2 separate regions of the Mus musculus genome follow, and region 1 is linked to region 2. A link is a contact called in ENCODE POLR2A ChIA-PET data. All regions are on one chromosome and are shown on one strand. The core of a region is the stretch at or near the end of the contact, and the rest is flanking DNA. Distances in the headings are between cores, read along the strand shown. Region 1 holds the start of 4930545H06Rik (RIKEN cDNA 4930545H06 gene). Region 2 holds the start of Arid5b (AT rich interactive domain 5B (MRF1-like)).

Region 1 (4,828 bases), core at 33-2,532, 42 kb before region 2:
AGATGGGCAAATTAGAAGATCTACAGATGATAGATAGCAGATAGGTAGATAGATAGATGATTGATAGATAGACTGATAGATTGATAGATTGATAGATAGATGAGATGGATAGGTAATAATAGAAGATCTACATATGATAGATGATAGATAGATGATTGATAGATTGATAGAGAGATGGATAGGTAATAATAGAAGATCTACATATGATAGATAGATAGATAGATAGATAGATAGATAGATAGATAGATAGATAGATAGCCTTGGCAATACCTTCTCATTCATTAAAGTTGGAAATGCTTGAAAGATTTTAAAACACTGCAACACTGCAACACTGCCTAGGCTTCCTGAGAGCTAACATCCCTCAAGCCTGCTCTTTTACCACCATGTTCTCACCGAGTCTTGCCATGGACTGTAATTGTTACCTTGATTATGTTTGTACCATAAAAGGAACAGGCTTCGGACCATTTAACAAACCACTCCCATGCTTGAGCAAAGAAAGCTAGCATAACCAGGAATAACAAATTTCTGATGCCTAATCAACAGAGCAGTTATGGTCACAAAGTCCCTCCCAATCCCACAGGTCTCTAGTGGCCCTGTGGTTACCATCTACATTGTAGCAAGATGGAGAAAACAATGGAAAAGAATTCACCAGATTTGTACCCTAGGCCTCATGGGACCTGGGCATTATTCTTAACATAGCTTCCATGGGATGCCATGAAGAAGCTGAAATCTCTTGCTATGGGCTCAAGCCAGGCCAGTTTGAATCCAGCCTTGGTTCCACACAGCTGAGGGGATCAGACTCACGGTGTACCATGATAGTTAACACTGTCAACTTGACAGGATCTATAACCACTTAGGAGATAGGTCTCTGGGTGTGTCTGTGGCAGAATGTCTAAGTTGGGTTCACTGGGATGGGAAGACCCTCCTTAAATATGGATGGGAGCATTCTACAGGCTGGGGCCCTGAACTGAATGAAAAGGCTCCACACCAGAGTTCATCTCCCTTAGCTTCCTGATAGCAAAACTCATGGGTACCCACCTCAAGGTCACACCCCACCCCCACCCCATCCCCAAACTGCACTGTAACCTCAAACTGTGATGACATAAATCCTTCTTTTCTTCAGTTGTGCTTGTCAGCTGTTTTACCCCAGCAATGTGTAAATTAACCAACGTGACTAACACAGAGGGAATCTCGAGGCATTCACCAGCACCAGATGTCTTGATGCTGTCCCCTCCCCCACCCCTCCAACACCTCCCCGCATCACAATCTGCCACACAGGTCACCTGTGACAGAGGAGAAGACTTGAATTTGTGGAGCTGAGTGTCTCTGCCTGGGTCACCCCAGTTTATCAGTTAAGCCAGAGAAGGTATGATGTCCCCCATCTAAGAATAAGAATAGTAGTCTACATCACCTACCTACATTTTCTTTCGTCCTCTTCAAGAACTATAGTATATGAGATGGAGTAACTGTCTCCCGTATAGCAGGTACTTGTACATTTCAACTCCTTAAGCTGTCCTTGGGTTTGTTGTTTCATGGGAGTTATGTCGTCCGGGATGCCCTCAAACATGTTATGAAGCCCAAAATGGCCTCCACCTCCAGAATGCAGGATTATAGACATGTACCAGCACACCCAGTTTATCTGATAATGGATCAAATCTAAGGCTTTTTACATGCTGGACAACCAGTCTACCAACTGACTTAGCTCAAAAATCTGACTTGTAGGTCTAAAGTCCTTCTGGCCAGCCTTCTACTTCGGTGAAAAGTAAATAAGTGGACAGTGTTAAATCTACAACCATCCCTGCTCCAGACTTTTCGGGAAGAAATGGTACTTTGTAAAGAAGGTACCCGGTGGATGGAGTCAAGAACAGACATTTGTGAATCAACAAGGACCACCAACTGCCCTTAATCCTATAGAAAGTCTGGGGAAACTGAGGTTTAAAGATATAAATCTCTTGCCCAAGTTGTTTTCTTTTTTAAACTTTATTTTATGTGTATGAATGTTTCCCCTGCGTGTGTGTTCATGTGCCACATGCATGCAGTGCCTGCAGAGGCCAGAAGAGGGGTGTCGGATCCCCTGGCATTATAGAAGACTGTGACCCGCCATGTGGGTGCTAGGAACTGAACCTGGATCCTGGGGAGGAGCAGGCAGTGCTCTCAACCTCTGAGCCACGTCTCCAGCTCCTGAGTGACTACCAACCTGGGATCAGGCTTCTTACTTCTGTACAAGGTAAGCCATTATAAGCCATTCCCATGGTTTCTTCATTTGAAATGTTCGGCCCTGTGAGTATGAGGAAGAGAACGGGTTCTCTTTCTGGCCTCTCCCACCCTAACCTTTACTGTAACAAGACGGGCCACAGCCAATGGAAATGAAGCACAAAGACAGAGGCTCGGGTCAAACACACTGTTCTGGGGAAATCACATTAAAGGCAGTTCCTATTTGGGGACCTGCCCCTTTCTTCTTTCAACCTGGCCCTGCAGGGACAGTTGAGTAGTTTCCCTCTTGGATCTAAACTACATTTTCAAGTGGCTCAGATTTCCAGGCTGGTAAAGCTTCTTTGATAGAGATCAAGTTCAGCTTTGATCAGGAAACCATTTCCCACTTCCCTGTGAATTTGGACCAAAGCGGGGAAACTGAGCCAGGGCACACTCATCAAGCCAGGGAGGACGCTGCAGATCAAGGCAGAAGACAGACAAGGAGGACAGCAGGGTCCCCGGGCACCACAGGAAGGCTCCCTGTTGGCACCAAAACCCATGTGGAAGAGAGAGGCACTTTAAATAGAAATGAAGCAGCCGCTTGCTCCCTGTGCACTTTCAGATAAACACACAAGGTTCAGGCCTGGATAAAGGGGTGGTTTTGTTCCAAGCATAAAAACGGGCTTAGAAGACTTGTGTTTCCTGTTTTCTCACTCTCCCGACCACAAATACTTTTTATTGTAAGCCCTGAAAATCAAGGGATATTTAATAAATTAACACTTCAGCTGCTTAGGGGTCCCCCAGTCAGTTTGTATCCTGTTACTAGCCAGCCCCCTGTTCACTGAGTTCTGGCAGGAAGTCCTGCCTAACCTCTCTTCATTCAATGAGCATTATTTTCTACCGCTGCTGTGTTTCATGGCTTGACAATACTTTATTGGGTTGCTATATTATGATATTTCTGCCCTTCTCCTACCCCCCCACCCCCAGTAATCCTTCATGAGGAAGAGAGACCAAGTCTGGAATGCGGTGAAGTAAGCAGAGAAGATTTTATGGCGTTTCACAAATTTCTCTTGGCCTCCGAGACAGCAAAATAATCATACAAAGAAACCAAGCCCTTTGCCTGCAGGACAATACATGGGTTTTTATTAAAAGAGGAATTTAAATGCCTCCTGTGCACAGACTGTTTTAACTAGAAAGACTTAGAAAATTAATTTCTGCCTATAATCTCTTATAGATAATACTATAAAAATAGTTCCTTTTAAAGTAGCATATTTCATGCAAATATCAAAAAGCCTTTTATCTATGTTCAAGATTTCTTGTTCTATTTCTGTCCCCTGTCTCCTCCTCTTAGCTGGAGGATCAGACTTTGGAGCGCCAAGCTTGTTGCTAAGGGGCAGGGCCCAGAGGCAGGAGGACGGTTGGCCCCAGGCATTATACAAGCAGAGAAGCTGAGGGGCAAGCCTCGATTCCTACTATGTGCTGGGCACTATGTCAGTGCTGCGGTAAGGAAAGAGTGGGTTCCCACAGCAAGCAGAGCAGAATTCCAGCCACACATACCAGGAAGTCGTATGTCAGAGCCAGACATGGAGAGAGTAAGAAAAGAAAGAAAGACTCTTGAAGGAGTGTTCTCCAACCCCATGCACAAACCCCTTTAAGATGTTTGAATGACCTAATACCCCCGCTATGGTATTATTTATTTAATACTTTCCATTTGATAATAATTTAATTTTGCTCTAATTTAGTCTCAGTCTAAACAATAATGTGGCTTTTAAAAACTTTACATCAATGATGGATGTTCGAGCTGTGTTCTGCTCCAAGAGTCACTCAAGGAAGCATATAGCTAGTAACATAGAAAAATGTTCATCTAGAGAGTCCTAAAATTAATTCAGCTATTCCACTAGGCAGTCCTACCACACTCTTAGGAAACCACTGGCTTAAAAACAGAAGAAACTAAAAGGGGAAGGGGAGAGGTAAGAGGTGACCATTGAAAGTGGGGGGTTTATGAAGCTCAGTATTTATTATTGGGGGAAGCACCACCTAGTACTTTTGTGTGCCAAGGAAGATCTCACAGGAATGCTTTTGGTTAACACATCGCTGGGTCTGTATTAGATTAGATTGGGTATTTCTTCATTTGCTTATGTTGTATTAGGAGTCCAACCCTGGACACTGTATATGCTAGGCAAGTGTCCTCTACTGAACTAAACTTCCCCTGCCTCAGGTTGCTAGGTCTTACTAGATCAGTCCAAAATCACTACAGTCATTGGAATGGCCATCCAAACATACGCTCTGCCAACACTGTCCATCTGAGCTGTGACTGGGAAGAAAGCTCTGCTCCCCTTTTCCTTCGACTACCATCTACATGATAAATGCCTTGCTGCCTCCCTTACTCCGGTCAGGAGGCACTAGCAAAAAACGCGGAAGCCTGAGCAACTTAGAAAACAACAGGAATCTGTCCTATGCAGTTCTTGTGGCTTTGCAACCCAAAGACAAGATGCCAGTAGACCTTCCAGAAAGGCACTCTGTCTGGTATAAGATGTCACCTTCTCACCACATCCTCATCTGGTAGACAAAGGTATGTGTGATTCCCAGAGTCCACCAGCAAGAGCCACAGAGAGAGATTAGCCCACCTGATCTC
Region 2 (5,159 bases), core at 2,102-4,601:
CCTCTTCTCAGACCCAGTCAGTCCCCACTACAAGCCTTTTTATAGATAAATAGAGCAGTTGCTTTCATGATTATAACTGTCTTGAATGGATTGTCTTCTTACAGCATTCAATCTGTTTATGAGTATTTACTTTACATTAGCCCAGGGACCCTGCGCTGCTGGAGTTTGCCTCTATTCCCCTGGGTGTCGGTGTCTCAAGTCTTACATCTGCTCTGTGATTGATGGAGCCTGAATCCACGTTATTACTCTCTCACAAGCAGAAATCAAACAGGCTATTAACTACATTACTTCAAAGAACTGTTTCAATACAATCTCCTTATCTTAATTGAAACTTTCTTTGTATGGATAGTTGCTACACAGATAATTTACAGGTGTCTATCAAACATCACATTAAAGAGGTAAGAACAGATTTTTTTTGAGGTGGGGGGGGCACTAACACAGTGATCTGTGATTTTAAAGGCCTTTCTCAGTATCGGATAGGCCATTGATTTAGTAGATTTATGATGTTCATGGGAGTGGGGTTCGAGGTACTGGAGGAAGAGGGGGAGAAATTCAGTTTGAAGGTTTAGCAGGGATCTGATTATAAAAATGCAAATATTCAGAAATATTCAGAGCTGGGTTTGGAAGACCTTATCAGGGAGATTAAAGCAGCGCAGCCTAGTGTAGTGCCTACCTTCAAGAGACATAGAAGAAGGGTTCTAATTAGGTGAAGTCATTTACAGACACTTAAAGACTACCCAAGTTGCTCAAATGCTGTGGAAAGCTGTGTGTTTTTTAAGAGAGGTTTAATACACAATCCAGGGATGCCCTCAGGCACTGTGTCGAGGTTTCCTGCATAAATGCAGCCGCCTTGGTCAGGCAGGAAACTGACTCATAGATGATCTCAAAGAAAAATCTTGTCAAAATACAGCAACTCAAGTTTTTTTAATATATCATCTTTTGAATTGAATGTATATATTTACACTAACAGGACAGAGGCTACCAGAAGCCCGAGGCAGCTCATGAATATTTTTTTTAAATATGTAAAATGCCCTTCAGTCAAATCCATTCATATGTTAAAAATGAACAAAATGGGTTATTCTAATCAAACGTCTGCAGCGTGCACCATAAAGTTAAAAAGAGAGGGCGAAAGGGCTGTAATTTCTCTCTCTAACCCATGTTTATGAAATGGTAAGATCAGATGAAATTTCAAGGAAGATAATTAAGGAGTGATGTGCAGGTCATAATTTGGCTAATGCAAAAGATGGAAGACTGTAAATTGGTACACTGTCCTCCCCCACGGTGCAGAGTTGGAATATTACTTTAAATTATTAAAATAGCTTTTCGACAGCTTCCAGAATACGGGCTTTTTGGCATGGGCTTTTATTACTTATTGTAATTGGAGGATCTGCCATTTTCTTTCGTTTATCTCTGTGTATATAGAAACAAGATACATCTTGCCTTTTTTATGACTTCTCCATGTTCTGAATCAAAAAAATGTGTTTTAGATAATGTTAAGCGCCCTAATTCTTACTGCAGCGGAGGCAGACGTTATGGAAAAAAAGCGTCAAAACACACACAGAGGGTCCTTCCACCGCCAGATCACCGAAGATGAGGCGTTTGTGCTCTGCTGGGTGTATTAACTTCAGCCATGTGAATATAATTTTCATTAAAGTAATCCTGTCTCAACTCGATGCTGCGGGTAGAGGTGAAACGTTGCGAAAGCGTTAAAAATAGCTTGCTAGTAATTTCAACATCCTGTAATTTTATCGCGGATCGAGTTTCAACTGTCGTACTATACAAACCTTATCCCCCATATAGTACATGTTTACTTTTTTAGCCTGCCAGACCCACTCTGGAAAGATTGGTGCCAATATAATAAAATCGCTGGGGGGTTGGGGAGGGGTGCTGGAAAGAGTGGGAGGAGAGCCGGGAAGGGGTGGAGGAAGCGAGTACACCATTTTACATCAATGCTGCGAAAATGCAAGCGAGCCAGGCGGAGGACCGGCAGCTGGGTCGCAGCGAGCGAGGGTTTTGCAGTCCCTGCCTGTTCCTTGTTCTGTGGCTCTTAAGTTTCTCTGTTTGCATAATAGCCGTGCATGCAAACCGCGCAATGCTCCAGGGCTCCAGAACAATAAATATACACATTTAAAACCTTTATTGTCTTACGTTGTGTTAACCACCCCCCACCTCCGTTTCCAACAGCTTAATTTCTGATGGTATTTAACTAGTTTGCAAATGGATTATTTTTTTCAGTTTCAAACTATTACCGAGAAAGCTCCCCCTCCCTTTTGGGAGGAGGGGGGCACGGGAAGGATTGGGGGTGGGGTAGAAGTCGGTATATTATTCCTGTAGCGCCGGGTTATATAAACACATTATCATTTGAGAGAGCCCTTGGCGTCCATCAGCATTGTAAACACGTACGAGTGTATATACTTCAAAATTAAAGAATGCACACGCAGAACCCAGAGCCCGAATTCATATTCCGAGCAGACTCGCGGCTCGCATGTATTGATTTATCATGCATGGTTTATTGTTCCTCTCCCTAAATGTAGTTGCTGTCCGTTCAATATTGTTGCAAAATCACGAGACGTGTGTGTACTGCTCACTTGTCTTTCTGCTCTTCTTCTTCCTTTTTTTCCCCCCTGCTGAGTATTTTTTTTTTGCGAAGCGAACAAATGCATTAATATTTATATGTTTATATAATCGATAACCCACTTTTCCCTTCCGTGTAAATAGGCATCAGAAGATAATTTAACAGATTAGTTCTCTCAAACATGGCAGTGAGGAAACGTAATTTAACTATCAAACAAATCTACATGTCTAATAACAGCAAATCTGCTAAGGAGCATTAGAAAGAGGAGCGGCGCCCCGGAATCTCTGCAGGAAATGTTCTTTATATTAGACATATACAAGCAGGTCCTGTCAGATGCACAACGCAGCTCGAGAGACTTGGTCTGCTCCAAAAATCTCAACCGACGTTACCCACAGACACGAGGAACTGAGAAGAGAAAGATACCCTCATTACTTGGTTTTAGGATGGGTTTCAATTTTTTTTTACATCTTCCTGTCTGCTTTTTGCCTTGATCCATTCTCTTCCCGCCGAGGTCGGACTTAGCCCTTCTCCCTATTTCGAATTTGATCAACCCATCTTTGGCAGCAAACCCACATCTTTTTTACAGGAGATGAAAATTGAGTCTTCGAGGAAATATTAGGATATATTTTCAATCATTTTGGTGCTGAGGGGGAGGCTAGAGCTTAGTTTTATATTGAGACATCACGCCGGCTGCAAGCAGAGAATGCTTTCCCCTGCCAGGACCTGATGCAATCCATTCAAGCCAACAAGTTTGGAGAGAATGTTGAGTTCAATCAATTCAGAACGTCGAGATGGAGCCCAACTCACTCCAGGTATTTCGCTCTCCTCCGCTCCTGCGGTCCCGGCGCCCCCCGGCACCCCCCAGCCCCCCAGCTCACCCACCCCCTCACACCCCCTCACACCCCCCACAAACTTTTTACCAAACTTTTACCCTCTGCATCCCCCCAAAATCATTTTTATTGTTTTTTTTAAAAATCCCTGCGCTGATCATACCTACATAATGTAATTTTATCGCCTCATATGGGGAACTGGGGAGGGGTGGTGGGGACCCGGAGGGCTTTTTTTTTCTTTTCTTTTCTTTCTTTCTTTCTTTTCTTTTCTTTTTCTTTCTTTCTTTTTTTTTTTTTAAGGGAGGCAGAAAATTAGTGGGTTTTGTAATATTTTTTCACCCAGCGTTCTATCTGTGGGCCGGTCTGTATTGAGAGTCTTGTGTGTTAATGTGCCTGGGAATAGATATTTGTGCTTGATGGCTACATTATTTACGTGGTGCTTTTTTTTTTCTCTCTCTCTCTCTCCCTCTCTCTCCCCCTCCTGCAGTGGGTCGGCTCACCGTGTGGCTTGCACGGACCTTATATTTTTTATAAGGCTTTTCAATTCCACCTTGAAGGCAAACCAAGAATCTTGTCCCTTGGCGACTTTTTCTTTGTAAGATGTACGCCAAAGGATCCGATTTGCATAGCGGAGCTCCAGCTGTTGTGGGAAGAAAGGACCAGCCGGCAACTTTTATCCAGCTCGAAACTTTATTTCCTCCCCGAAGACACTCCCCAGGGCAGAAATAGCGACCATGGCGAGGTGGTAAACCTATCTCTCCCTCTCTTCCTTCTTTATTATCTACCCCCCCCCTCCAGTAATGCGTATTATAAGGCAAGCTTGAAAATACTGTATTCAGTTCTGCGGTGAGCAGGATCCGCTCGTTTTTTAAAGGGGTAGCGCCACTAACTGGGGCTGGAGTATTTTACCATTGTCAGAGTTTGGCTGTCAGCTTTACAAAGACCGTCCAACTGCTGATTTTAGTCAAGATCAAATAACTTGTCAAGAAGGGTTTTGTTCCAGGGTGTGTGTGTGTGTGTGTGTGTGTGTGTGTGTGTGTGTGTGTGTGTTCGTTTAGCTACCTCTTCTTGAAGATTAATATCTCATGCTTTAATATACATATTTTAATGTACATATTTTTTGCTTTTTAATTTTTTTAATTTTTTTACTTCATGCCTGGCTCCTGGGCTGGGTAGCTTTCTTTTAGTGGGTTTTGATATTGTTCACGTTTTTTTTTTTTCTTTTAAGTATTTGATATGTTTAAGAGGGCGGAAATTACGAAACGGAGGCAGAATGAGATCAAAAGCAATTGAGTTGGCAAAGGCGTGTTGACTGAAGTGATAAATGACAGGTACTGGGATAATACATTCAAATAACTTGCGCATCTGCCCGGGCGGATTTCAAAGCGGTCGTGTAACCGGCACAAACACGTTCGGCATTAAGAACTATCTCGCGCCCACTCCCCCTCCTCCCGGAGCCATTTGATGTTCTGGTTTCCAGTGACTCCACGCGAAGTGGACGTCTTCCAGTAGGGTGTGGGGCTGGGTGCAGGGGCCTCTGCGGTGAGGTGCGAGTCTGTGCGCGGGATGGACGCGGGGAGGACCCTGCGGCGCCGCCACCAGGCCACCTCCCTCGGGCTCTGTCACTGCGGGTGTGACCGCACCTCTATGGGCTCCCCGGGTCCGAGGGCCGAGCTTGGTGGAGTGATCGTTACCCCCCTACACACACACACTCACACACACACACACACACACACACACACACACACACACAC

The links. ChIA-PET counts read pairs that join two places held with the same protein, here RNA polymerase II (POLR2A).
Region 1: POLR2A ChIA-PET joins it to region 2 with 72 read pairs in Patski. The contact joins the promoter of 4930545H06Rik here to the promoter of Arid5b in region 2. POLR2A ChIA-PET finds 5 or more read pairs at or near these places in 2 of 5 experiments (Patski and embryonic stem cell).

The regions. Positions count from the first base shown.
Region 1 is chr10:68,317,596-68,322,423 of GRCm38, reverse strand. 4930545H06Rik (RIKEN cDNA 4930545H06 gene) reads left to right here and starts at 1,282. Exons shown (of 3, transcript NR_045357.1): 1 at 1,282-1,366; 2 at 1,723-2,227; 3 at 3,181-3,359.
Region 2 is chr10:68,276,918-68,282,076 of GRCm38, reverse strand. It overlaps Arid5b (AT rich interactive domain 5B (MRF1-like)), which reads left to right and starts at 3,351. Exons shown (of 10, transcript NM_023598.2): 1 at 3,351-3,387; 2 at 3,893-4,147. The coding sequence starts at 3,367.